4 separate regions of the Homo sapiens genome follow, and regions 2, 3 and 4 are each linked to region 1. Evidence: chromatin contacts called from ENCODE Hi-C data. All regions are on one chromosome and are shown on one strand. Each heading gives the region's core, a stretch centred on a gene start or an enhancer-like site at or near the end of the contact. The rest is flanking DNA. Distances are from core to core; before and after follow the strand shown.

Region 1 (3,145 bases), core at 184-2,683:
TCCTCAGGTGTTATGTGAAACTGGAGGAGTTCAACTTCAGTTACCAGTAAGAAGATACACAACTAAATCAAGACTGCTGCCACATTTGGCAACAACCTCCTCTCTTCTTGGCAGTAACTGTGAGGCCAAGAGTTGAGTTGGCCAGGGAAGAGTGATTTATCTTCCCACATTTAGAAGTGGTCCCTCTACAACAGGAATGCTGTACCGCTACTGGACTTTGAATTCTAACCTTGTCAAACCAGTACCTTCCCTAAGTATTCAAGTCACTTTTTAAAAAACAAGTTTAAATGGCATCGCAGTCCAATTCGACTTAGAGAAAACAAAGTTGCTCTTTCCAAAAAAAAAAAAAAGTCATTACTCTGGAAAATTAAAAGAAACTGACAGGGGGATGAATAAGGCGCTAAAGGCTGAGAGCTGTCGATGGAAGATGGAGGTCGCTCAGCATAGTATAATAACTACCACCGAGGCCTGGTGGGCAGCAGCTCCCAACCTAGAGCGGACGACCCCAGGTTGGCGTGAAGCAGGCAGGTTTGACAACACCAGACCCCTGCTGTCCGGTTCGTCGCGCTGACCCTGCCAACGCAACAAACGCCCAGACCTTCTCTGCACTATGGATGAGCAGTGTGGCCTGCTCTCGTTCTGCCCTTCCCTGGAAATGCGCGCAAGAAGGGAGGTGGCAAAAATCATGTCCACCGGGGGGGCTCAGGTAAGGGCTGGGGAGGTCTCGGGGTTAAACATTCGGCCCTTTGTTCACCAAGGCAGCAGAGCCCTTGGCGTCCGCAGCTCCTCCTCCCCGACTGCTCCCTGGCGCCAGCGTCTCCCGAGGACAGGCGGCAAGGGCTCGGACGCCCAGGCTTGGCTGCGGGTCGGGATCCCACGGCCTCGGCGGCGCGCGGCCCCTGCCTTTACCTTGTAGACGTCGCCGTAGGTGCCGCTGCCGATGCGCTGAATCAGCTCGAAGTCCTCCTGCGGGTTCCGGCGGGACAAATCGAAGCCGGGGTTCATGGCGGGCCCCAGGTGCCCCCCGCCTCCCTCCCGGGCAGGGGAGGGGGGCCGCTCAGGGGGCCACACGGAGAGAGGGCGCCGCGGCCGGCTCCCGGCTCCCCCGGCGGTCACAATCACCCGGCTCCACGCTGCGGCCGCCGCCGCCGCCGCCGCTCCCCTCACGCCGCTGCGGACGACGACAAGCGGCCAATCGTCCCCGCCCCCCGCGGCCCGCCGCCGCGCCGAACCTGGTCACACCCACAAGGAGAGGAGAACCCTCGCAGCCCCTCGCTCGGGGTGAAACTCCAACATGGCTTCCGCTTTCGCCGCTCCTCCCCCTCCCCTTACTCCGGCTCCTCCAACCTCCTCCCCTTTTCCCGACTCCCGCCCGACTGCGCAGCCGCGATCCCGGAGGGAGCGCGCCAGGCCTGGCGCGCACCCGACCCCTTGCGCGTTCCGGCTCCGCGCGCCTGCCAGGCCGGGGCCGGCGGCGGAACAGCTTGGGACCCGAAACGCCTCGGCTTTTCTGCGGACCCGCGCCCGGCCGCTGCCGCCGGACGCTTGAAAAGGTTTGCCTGGCCCAGGGACCGGGGTTAGGACTAGCAGAAAGTGGCTTCTTTTCGTTTCTGATTCCCCTAACGACAAAGTTGGACCTTGGTCTATCTGGTCCCAGTTCCAAGCAGGTAGCATAGTGGTAATATCCAAGACAGCCAATGTCCCAGCCTTTATTATTTTAGAAGCAGCTACATGTAGGATACCATGGAGTGCTGCAGCCTTTCTGGGATTGCGGGGAGGGGTCACTAAACACACCGTGAGGAAAACCCCCAGGAAAAGTGAGCTGTGCTTGCTTGCCCCTGTCACCGACACTCGGACCCTTGGAGTTGGCCTGCCAGGGTGCAAAGGAGGGCAGGCCAGGAGGGCCGCGAGGGAGGTGTGTGCAGTGGGCAGAGCGTGAAAGCTCCGGGAGGAAAACACGCGGAACAGCTGCCCACCATCCCGCGTGGGAGGCAGGCAGAGCGCAGAACTAAAGCAGTGATTGACCTCCCTCTTCGAAGAGGGTTGGATTATCAAAGACGGGCGGGGACTGCGCAGGCTGTCAAGCAACCCTGTAAAGAAGGGGTGGAGAGTGGACTAGATCTATTACCGCACCTGAAATATAAACACGTGACGATCCGGAAGCTCTTTAGCTGTGACCTTACCTACCCAAAAACCCCACCCTGCTTAAGACCCAGATTGCGCGTCTTACATCTGAGCTATGTGGACTCCAGCTCCGATTGTTAATACTTGCCCAAGAAAGCTTGAGGGTAATGGAAGGTTATTTTTCTGTTCTCATTGAACTTCCCAATAGACATTTGCAGGAGCTTTAATCAATTAGGTGATGGCCACTTTGGCAATACCACGTTGGAGTTTTGCTTCAGAAATGCTTTCCTAATCCCCTTAGGCACCACACCTTCTAACCACTAATATTCCCTAATACCTCGTGGCTCCTGAGAAACTAGGTCTCATCAAACCTGTTAAGGATAAGTATAATAAATTAATAGTAGAGCAAACTACTTAGAGTTAACTGCTTCATACTTTTTCAAAAAATCTTTTGAATCCTTTTGCTCATAGGAAAATTGCATATGTACTAAATTCTCAAATTGTTTACTTTGAGTATCTGTTGACTAAATTGATGTTTGAAAATGGTTATCTCTTCACCTATATAAGTAGCCTTTCAGTTGTGTAATTTTTAATTATTAAATTTTAAAGCATCAGTAATATGAAAGTATCACTTAAATTATTGCCTTAGGAGTGCATATCATTGAATATCTTCTCGATGGATCTACCTTCAGGCTCTGGTATCTTGAGAAACTCCTGACTATAAATGTTATTCCATAGCCAAAGGTCTTGCTTTTGCTTGTTTAAGGTACTTGCCCAGGACCCAGATTACAGGCCTTCCTTCAGTTTGTCCACATTTGGAGAATTGTTTGGCATGTTTAGGCCAAGCGCAAGAATAATTAGCCAAGGATTCAGATAAGCAGACCTGACAAATTATCCCAAATGGAAGCCAGGTCTGCTCTTTTCCTCTGCCTTTTTTTTTTTTTTTTTTTTGAGAAGGAGTTTCGCTCTAGTTGTCCAGGCTTGAGTGCAAGGGTGCAATCTCAGCTCACTGAAACCTCTG
Region 2 (3,145 bases), core at 402-2,901, 2.7 Mb after region 1:
CCTTGCAGTCATGTGACCAAGTTCTGGCCAGTGGAATGTGGACAAAAGGGAGGTACACACTTCCAGGTCTGGACCATAAAACATATGTATACCAATATGCCAAGTTCTTATTCTTTTAATCGACCTAAGGCAGAGAGTGTGGCCTGAAGACACAAAGGAACAGCTGTCAGAATTGAGAACTTCTCAAACATTTACTTAGGCTTAATAGAAACTTATGCATATGAAAATGCCCATAGCAGAAGGAACATTGGGTAAATCATTTAAGTTTGAAGAGAAGGAAATTTTAGACACCGTTTAGTCTGTAACCTGAATTTATCTTGGCTGCGTTATGGCCAGTCTCCATATAGTATGGTATTCAGAAACAGGTCTTATATCCAAATAAGAAATGCAAAGTAATTTACATTTTTAGGGAAGATTTTTAAAGAGGCAACAAAGGGAGACGTATACCCCAAGAAGGTTTAACAATCCTTTCAATCATTTAATTCCTCTAAGTCTCTCTCATCATTACATATTTCTTGTCTCCCTTCTTGTTTGTCCCTCTCTCCTGCAACTCTGTGTAGTAGGACTCTGTTTTCCCCTAACTCAGCTTTTTATTATGTATTTATCAATTTATTATGTATAGATCAATTCAGTTCTTCAGTACCTTACAGCTCTTCTCTCTCTTACTCTAATCTGCACAACTGAGCCCCAGGAGGGACTTGACAAACCATGAGAAAGTCTTTAGAAGTATGGGAAATCGTGTTGGGGAAGGGAGGAAGAATATGAACGCTATGTATATTTACATGTTTTGGTTACATGTCCAGACAACCAATTTGCAAATGAATAAAGTGACGCCTAAATAAATTAGGTGATTTGACACTCTTGAGTCATACGGAGTTGGGCCTAGAACTCAGTGTTACTTCATTTGAAATAACCCTTATTATGGTTCCCTAGCAGGCCATCCTATAGCCTGCCATATATGGTCGTTTTGCACCCCTAGACGACAGAACGCTAGGGAGAGTAAGGAAGGCTGAGTTTTTGCTTCTACTAGGTTCGATGACCTTGGGCAGGTTGTCCTCTCTAAGGCTCTGTGTTTTTCTTCATAAGAAGGGTTAGACAAGATGAACTTTTGGGTCATGTCCAGCACTAAAATTCCTTGCTTCTGATCTGTCCCGGGCCCTGCGGCTGTGGCAGTGGTGGTATCGAGCTAGTCAAGAAGCTTCGCCCCTATTTGTCCCCCACCCTATTGGGGGAGAGGGAGAACCTCTCCCTCTTGGTTGCTTCTTTAGTGTCCTTGTAGGACCCACGTGGTGGTCATCTCCCGTCACGGGGGTCCAGTCTTGGCTCTGCGGGCTTCCCAGGGGCCACATAGGGAGAGGATCCTTCATGCATCAGAGTATCGCAGGCCAGAGTCTATGCCTTATCCCCACCTGTTTGGAACCAGCTTCCAAACCGTGGTCCCCAGCCTTCAGCAGGCCTACCGCGCAGGCGCAACCACCAGCCTGGCGCGAGGCGGACAAACGCCGAGGCCGAGGCAAGGTGAGAGGGCGGGGCTGGCAAGACCCCGCCTCCGTGGCGTCACGTGGGAGGCGGAGTCGGAAGTGTGACGGCGTGCGCGGGGCGGGGCTACTGCTGCGCGCGGGCGCGGGGGCGGGGCGGGGCGCGGCGCGGCGCGGCGCTCGCGGCTGCTGCCTGGGAGGGAGGCCGGGCAGGCGGCTGAGCGGCGCGGCTCTCAACGTGACGGGGAAGTGGTTCGGGCGGCCGCGGCTTACTACCCCAGGGCGAACGGACGGACGACGGAGGCGGGAGCCGGTAGCCGAGCCGGGCGACCTAGAGAACGAGCGGGTCAGGCTCAGCGTCGGCCACTCTGTCGGTCCGCTGAATGAAGTGCCCGCCCCTCTAAGCCCGGAGCCCGGCGCTTTCCCCGCAAGATGGACGGTTTCGCCGGCAGTCTCGGTGAGTACGGCTGGGGAGTCCTGCGTCTTCTGCGAAGGGTAGGAACTTTTTTCCTTCCGCACACAGCCCAGGCCCTGCCCTCCCGCCTGCCCCTCGGGGTGGCAGCGGCTCCACTGCACATGTTCCCTTCGAGGCTGCCGCCCCTCCGCGGACTCCGGTGGACTGAGGGCCCCTCCCCCATGTCCAACTCTCCTCTGTGTCAGACCCTCCTTTCCTCCCGGAGCCCCTTTCAGTGCGGGGCCCTCGTTCCCCCAAAGTGGGAACCCCTTCCTTCTCAGGCCCCCCGATAGCTGGCACACCCCTCCCCGTACACTCACGGCTCCCTCCACTTACCCCCCTTCAGAGTTGGGACATTTCTTCAAATCCAGGCTCCTCTTCAGGGTACAACCTTCCACCACCTTTCCACATACACGCCTCTCTTTCAGGGTGGGGATCGCCTTCACCCGAACAGAGGCTCCTTTTTAGGGGAGGGACCCTCATTCCCTCTTCAGGAAGGGGGCATCCCCCGCCCCCAAGTCTTCACTTTAGATTTGAAGGCGACTTTCCAGTATCCTTCAGAGTAGTAGGCAACTTCCTTTTCAATCCCTCCACTTCTCTGAGCATTTTGCAGTGGTGGAGAGACCTAGAAGCATCGGAGCATCATTTGCTTAATGCAGGAAAGGAAGAGGTGCATCTGTGTTGGGGGACCCTCTTTAAGAGTGAAAGCAGAAGTGTTTTCTGGTTCTGCATACATGCTGGGGAGAAGTGATTCTGCCCAATGAATCAATAGGAAAGGGGGCCTCTATCAGGGAAGGAAAGGATTCTCCATTTTTGGAAGATGTTGTCTTTGTGGAATGGAGAAAGGGAAGAGGTTATTAAATAGGCTGAAGTGCCTTTTCAGTGTTCCTTTCACCAGATGAAGGTAATCTTCTGGCTAGGAAAATCAAAACTCCAGGCTAGTATTCGCTGCCCTAGAAGCTGAATCTGGAATTACTATTCTTCGAGGCCATTGAAATCTAGTAAAAGATTAAGTTCAACTGTTAGAATGGTGAGAGAAACAGTTTCAGCTTTGGCTGATAACGCAGTTGTGTGATACCTACTGCTGGAACTGTATTTTGAGTTTTTTATGTGCAGGTAGCTTGTATTCAGACGCCTTTCTTTTACATTTCTTGATAATAAGTCTCTACTTGGTTAATGTTCACTGATCAGTGAGCAGTCTGGCCATAGGCCG
Region 3 (3,145 bases), core at 482-2,981, 2.5 Mb before region 1:
TGCTGGACTGTTTGCCTCTCCACTAAAACATAAACTCCATGAGGGCAGAAGCTTGGTCGGTTTTCTTTCAACACAGGGCCTAGACACACAGCTGGCACTCAATACACAGGTGCTGAATAAAATACATGATAAAACTGAAACCCAGAGAGGTTAAAGGATTTCCTCAAGGTCACAGAGCTAGCAACAAACACAGCCCTTACTATAACCTTGTCTACTACAGCCTTGTGTGTTCGCTCTTTCCACAGCCACTTCCACTACACCAGAGCCTGTTCCAGCACATGATTCTATTTAACAGATTTCTCCTCTTCTTTTTTTTCTTAAGCGCCAAATACATGTTACCAAAAAAAGTGACACACTGGGTAGCATTTTAAACTCAAGTGTTTTGCCAACTAAAACTATACTCAAATTTCATAAGTATACAGGCTTAGCCCGTAAAACAGAAAGGCACAACTATTCATAGTTCTTTAAGTTCCTTTTGAAATTGGTGTGTATGCCCTGGAAGTTTTAAGAACAACCACTGAAAACCTATTCACCAATTCTGAATGGCTTGTAAAGTATCAGCCTCACTTTCATTCTTTTCAGAGCCCACAGTTATCTCCTCCCTGGATATACTTTATCTTGCAGATTATGCAAGGCAATGTAACTAACTTCAAAGTCCCTTTAGTTCCTTTTAAAGCACAAGAAAATCTCCCAAAACACTGAACATAAAATTAACCCTTGGGAAGTTTCAGATTCTGAGAACAGGAACCACCTCTTAACCATTCTCTCTGACTGCGATCATCTAGGTCCTTCATTCAAAATGCATTAATTGGAAATACCTAAAAGAAACGTGGGAGGGGGCCGGGGGGTCGGAAGAAAGTGGAGAACAGACATTTACATATATAAAAAAAGGGATCTGATATATGAATAACACTTTTGCCCAACGTCAACTTCTCGCCTCGACTCAAGGCCTGACACAACTTCTGTTGTCTTCTTGATCACCTTCCTTGAAGAGAGGGGCCAAAGCCGGCACGTTCTGCGGAGACTGTCTCTAGACCTAGGAAGGGGCACACCAGGGCAGCGGACGATTTGCTCCGCGTCTCTCAAAACTACTGCCAGCCCAATTAGTAAACCGAGAGGGCAGCCCTGAGATGCAGGATGGCCAGAGAGTTGAAATGAGTCTGGGAGTTAAGAGTGGGATGGGGCGGACGAACAGGCGTGGGGAGGGTAAACAACGCACCAGGAGCGGGAGTGAGAACAGGGTCGAGGTGGGGTCAGCGAAAGGCAAAAGGCGAAGAGAAGAAGGGGACGGGGCTCCGGGTGGGATGGGCGGCAGCAAAGGGGGAGGGGACGCGAGAAGGCTGGGGGAGGGGGAGAAGGGTCCGGGGCGGGGCGGAAGGGAGCAAAGAGGCGGGATGAAGACGGCCAGGCCGGGAGGGTCTTTACCTGCAGCTCCGCCCGCTCCACCTCCCACTGGGCTCTCTCCACCTCGAAGCGGGCCCACTCGTGCTGCAGGAAGTGCAGGATCCCCGGGAGACTGTACTGGGCTCGGGCCGCCCCCGCCGCAGCCGCCCCGTCGCCGGCCGCGGCAGCCTCCGCCAGAGGCCCGAGCCCCTTGGCACCGCCGGCGCCCGGGTGGTTGTTGCTGAAGAAGACGCCGGGACCCGCCTGCTCGTCCATGGCGGCCGCAGATACCCGGGGAGCTGCCCCGGCGCCCAGCAGCGGAGGCAACAGCGGCGGCAAGCAGCGCCTCCTCCTCCCTCCGCCGCTCCCGCCCACACCCCAGTCAGCAGGGAGCAGCCTCCTGGGCGCGGGGGCCGGCCGAGCCCGTGACGGGCCGGGAAATGGGTCAACTGCGGCGCGCTGGCGGCCCGGGGCTTGCCGGGAAATGTAGTCGCGGGGCGGGGCGCGGGCTAGCGCGGCCCGGGCGGCCTGTAGGGCTGTGCCTCAGCTTGGGCGTGGCCTCGGGCCCGCCCCGCCCCGGCTCGCCGCGTAGGGGGCCGGCTGGGCGGGGAGAGCGGGTTTCCTCTGGGGCCGGCTGGGCGCGGGCGGGCGGGTCTCCAGTCTTCCTCGCACGCGGAAGTTCGCGGGCGGCGCACCCTGTTGCATTCAAAAACACACACACACACACACACACACACACACGGAAGTTGTCACGCCAAGATACCTGCCCGAGCTGCACATCTTTTAAGGCTTCCTGGCCGTTCTGTGAAGGAACAGGCTCAAAGCGAGCTACCCGGTGCGGCCGCGGGACCGGGGTTCTCCCGCCAGCTGCCCTGCGTGCTCTCGCTTCGGCTTCGTGTTCGGAGTTTCTCTCACCCTAGACGCTCCTCCATTCTGCCAATCTGCGGGTCGCTGTCGCTCTTGCCTTTCTCTTTTGACTCGAGGGGCTCAAACCTGTTACCTGACCAGTTTTCATTTCTAAGGAACGCCGATCACCTTTCTAAGACAACGCCGCAGCTTTCTGCTGCTGCTTCCAAATTGTGGTTTGTTGACAGCCCATCTGAAAAACTGCTCCGTTGAAGTTTCTTTCCCTTTGCAGTCCTCCTGCAGTAAATCCTGTAAAAGTTTTAGCATCCAATAATAGATGTTCTGTTATTTCGGTCTCATTTTTCCTATCTTATTCCCGCTGATTTTTACTCTACTTAATTGAACAAATATTTTGATTATCGGTTTTCTCTTGCGCTGGGAATATTAAGATAAATGACATCGTTTCTGTCATCAAAGATTGGCGTATAATCAAATATCACAAAGGCTTAATTTAAAAGCTACACCACCTTGAAAAAGCAAGTTCCCTTTCTGCTCCCTAGCGCGGTCTTAGATATCCTGGCCCCTCTCCGTTTTCACTTGTCCTGTTCCCAGTTTCTTTCACGATTCACCTGCCAACTGGCAACAGCATCCGCCTACCAAAGGTACACCAAAGTCCTTTCAAGTTACTCTCTGTAAATATTTGCCTTCTCCGAAGTCTGACAATATGTCACTATAAATTCACACTACAACAGTGGCAAAAAGGAAGGCCCCTGAAAACAATTTAACAAATGCAAATGAAATTAAGCACTTATTTTGTCACCCTAACAAGTTATCTGAAATTCTTACGTTTTGTAGGACGTACTTGTGGGTTATCAGACTTGATGGCCATGAAAAAATGTAAAGATCTAGGCTGCTG
Region 4 (3,145 bases), core at 179-2,678, 2.4 Mb before region 1:
ACAAACATAAAGAAGATAGGCAATGAGCTGGATTTAAACGAGGTTTGAGTTTTGCCACTAAATTTCCCATTCGTGTAATACTCTCAAGTTCCATAAGTGACCCATAAACCTTCCAAAACATAACATGTGTTTTCTTAAGAATCATGACCACATAATCTCTTCACGTTAATGCAACTGGGAAAAAAGAGCAATACCATACCTTGTTGGCAGCAACCAAGACTTTATCAAGAAATCGCAACCATTCAAAGATGAAAACTGGTCTTTTTGCTTCGGTGATTTGAGCCAAAGCTTCTTCATTTAGCAATAAACTGTGGGCTAACTCCATTACGGAAGTTTGAAATTCACACCTTAAATTTAACAGAGTAAAAAATACTTGTAAGTATTTTTTAATGTTAAAAGTCAAGCTTAATGGAATATACTCACTAAGAAAAGTAGGACTACTCATTTCATTTGGGGAAAAACTCAACTTCTTTGAGGCAAAACCTGAGAACATACTTTTAAATGACAAAAATACAAACAAAAACAGAAGAAAACTACTTGGTAAGGAAGAGTGACTCATGGAGTGAAAAGAAAATTAAAAGAAATTATTGCCAAAAAAGGCATTATTCCAGAAGAAATATGTCCAGCAACACATATGTCATTTACCCGTTCTATAAATGAAAAAACTGAAGCACTAAGATCAAACACCCCAGCCGGGCTTGACAACCATCCTCCTCTTTTTCTCGTCCAGGGTTCGGTACATAGCACCTTTACCCTCCCGCGCTGCACCTGGCCAGAGGGACTGAGGTCAAAACACCCAGCACAGACATCCCGAACTGCAGGTCTCCAAGACTCTTCCTACGCGGATGGGTGGGGCGGCCAGGCCCGGCGGCCGAAGCGTCAGTGACAACACCAGGCGGTCCGGAATGCACCCGAGAAGCCTCGCGCGCTCGGGGTCTGGCTTCACCTGGCTACTCCAAGAACCGCAAGCGGCGGACCCGGGGAAACACCAAGAGGCCGCCGCAAGCCTCCGTGGGGTTCCGCAGGCTGTCAATAGCACGAGGCGGCAGCTCGGAACTAAGCACGGAGCCAGAAAAGGGAAAATGTTCATTACGAACTCAAATGTCTTCCCCACCCGTCTGAAAATGTACGTCGGACAGGAGTCCGTGCGTGTCAACATGCATGCTTCGGCGACCTCACCTCGTAGTCTGGAAGGGAAGATCAGCTGAGCTCCGGGGGTAGAAGCAGCCACCAAGAGACCCGGATGCCCCACCTCCCGCACTCCTACCTGCAGGAAACAAGGGAAGAGCGCTTGCGCGGAGGGCTGGTCTTGCGCAAGCGCAGTCACCACGTCCTCCTATCCCCACCCGCCGCGAATTTCCAATAGAGTCTGCACTAGGAAACTGGTGGGAGCCGAGGTCCGGAAGTCCGACGCTGGTCGGTGGGCGCATGCGCAGCGCGCGCTCTACGGCGCTGAACCGGGGCGAGCAGAGAGCTGTCAGGTAAGAGAGCTGTCAGGTAAGGGTCTGGGGACAACCGGTAGAATGATAAAAGGCAGAGTGCGCTGGCCATGACTACCGTATCACACCGTCAGCCACTTTTCCATCCGTGGGTGGTTGCGTCTGTGGGACGCTTGCAGCCAGGAGGAACGCGTGAGGGAAGGGATCAGCGGTTCCTGAGCGTAGTATTGAGAGTGGGACGTTTCTTGTCACATTTATACTGTAGGTCCATTTCTCCACTTGTATATGTAATGGGACTCTCAATATGTCTGTTTCCCGACTACGCCCCCTAAAAAAACAAAAACAAACCTACTCCTACAGTCTTCCCACTCTCAAAAAACGTTAACTCCGTTCTTCCATGTATTCAGGCCAAAAACTTAGCGTTATCTTGACATCGTTCTTTACGTACTACCTACAACATCAGCAAATCCTGTAAGCTCTACCTTCAAGTGTACCCCAAATGCGACCACTTGCATTGCTATCACTCTGGTACGAGCCTCCATCATCTCTGCCAGGGTATCGCCTTGTGAAGTTTATGCTTATCTTTGATGGAAATGGATAATGCTAAAGTATATTTTACCAATAGAAAGAGAGCTTTAAAAGCAACCTGTAACCCCATTCAGATGTGCCTGGCACTTTAAAGTTAAGTAGGTCTCTTAAAAACAATGTAATCCTATTTGCAAGGCACTATGACCCGGATTCTTTGTGGTTTTGAAATAGTCATTTAGCCATACTGAACCTTAATTTCTCCAACAGGAAAAACTCTTCCTACCTTGTAGAGTTGTTAGTGGTGGTTAAATGTGATAAAAATGTGTGATATACTGGGTAAGTGTTAAACCATTATGTGTAAAAATGCTGTTATTACCAATGAAGAATCTGAGGTTTAGAGGAAGCGGGTGAATTACCATAAATGCTGTATATAATAGTGCACGTTTTTAACTTATAATAAAAATAGGTAAACTAAACTGTAATGTTTAAAGATGCACACGTGGATGACAAAACTATCGAGAAAATGAAGGAAATGATTGCCATAAAAAACAGAATAGTGACTATTCTTAGAACCAAAAGAGAGTTGCAACTGGATAGGGGACAAAGAGGGCTCCCAGGTGCCTGATAAGGTTCTACTTCCTGATAACTTTTGCTACATAACAAATTATCCCCAAATGTAGCAGCTTAAGATAACTGTAATCATTTGTTATCTCACAGTTTCTATGGGTCAGGAATTTGTTAGCAGCTTAGCTTAGTTTAGCATGGACTTTCTTAAGAAGTTGCAGTGAAGATGCCAGCCCAGGCTGAGTCATTTGAAGGCCTGACTGGAGCAAGAGAATCCATTTCCAAGGTAGCTCACTCCTGTGGCTCATGAGTTTGTGCTGGCTTTTAATAGGAGGACTCAGTTCCAATCGTGTGACCTTCTCCATAGAGCTTCTTGAGTATCCTTATTATGTGACCACTGACTTCCTTCAAGTGAGTCATCTAACTTCAAAGTTAGAATGACCTAAGAGCTGCAGTTATGACCAAAAAATCAACTCCATCATCTCCACAAAATCCTGTTGGTTACACAGGTTAATCCTGTTCACTGTGGAAGGAGACTACACTAAGGATGTAGAAAACCACACAGCAAGAATGACTGGGAGTCATTTTGGAGGGTACCACATGGTTACAAGAAT

The links. Hi-C counts contacts between places; a loop is a spot of excess contacts on that map. Pooled maps may share reads with other maps.
Region 2: a pooled map shows a loop between it and region 1 (7-fold over the local background). The contact joins the promoter of EML4 here to the promoter of MAP4K3-DT in region 1. A Hi-C loop is called at or near these places in 6 of 50 pooled maps.
Region 3: a pooled map shows a loop between it and region 1 (11-fold over the local background). The contact joins the promoter of STRN here to the promoter of MAP4K3-DT in region 1. A Hi-C loop is called at or near these places in 9 of 50 pooled maps.
Region 4: a pooled map shows a loop between it and region 1 (5-fold over the local background). The contact joins the promoter of GPATCH11 here to the promoter of MAP4K3-DT in region 1. A Hi-C loop is called at or near these places in 4 of 50 pooled maps.

Annotation. Positions count from the first base shown.
Region 1 is chr2:39,435,983-39,439,127 of GRCh38, forward strand. It overlaps MAP4K3-DT (MAP4K3 divergent transcript), which reads left to right and starts at 1,434. Exons shown (of 6, transcript NR_037875.1): 1 at 1,434-1,553. It overlaps MAP4K3 (mitogen-activated protein kinase kinase kinase kinase 3), which reads right to left and starts at 1,303. Exons shown (of 34, transcript NM_003618.4): 1 at 910-1,303. The coding sequence starts at 1,005. RefSeq lists an enhancer at 497-576 and silencers at 907-1,266, 1,337-1,556.
Region 2 is chr2:42,167,702-42,170,846 of GRCh38, forward strand. It overlaps EML4 (EMAP like 4), which reads left to right and starts at 1,652. Exons shown (of 23, transcript NM_019063.5): 1 at 1,652-1,935. The coding sequence starts at 1,911. It overlaps EML4-AS1 (EML4 antisense RNA 1), which reads right to left and starts at 2,530. Exons shown (of 4, transcript NR_110584.1): 1 at 2,269-2,530. RefSeq lists enhancers at 1,234-1,373, 1,386-2,038 and silencers at 1,454-1,503, 1,604-1,663.
Region 3 is chr2:36,964,805-36,967,949 of GRCh38, forward strand. STRN (striatin) reads right to left here and starts at 1,732. Exons shown (of 18, transcript NM_003162.4): 1 at 1,426-1,732. The coding sequence starts at 1,659. RefSeq lists a silencer at 1,413-2,222.
Region 4 is chr2:37,083,090-37,086,234 of GRCh38, forward strand. GPATCH11 (G-patch domain containing 11) reads left to right here and starts at 1,429. Exons shown (of 9, transcript NM_174931.4): 1 at 1,429-1,481. HEATR5B (HEAT repeat containing 5B) reads right to left here and starts at 1,283. Exons shown (of 36, transcript NM_019024.3): 1 at 1,180-1,283; 2 at 200-347. The coding sequence starts at 325. RefSeq lists enhancers at 791-890, 1,361-1,520.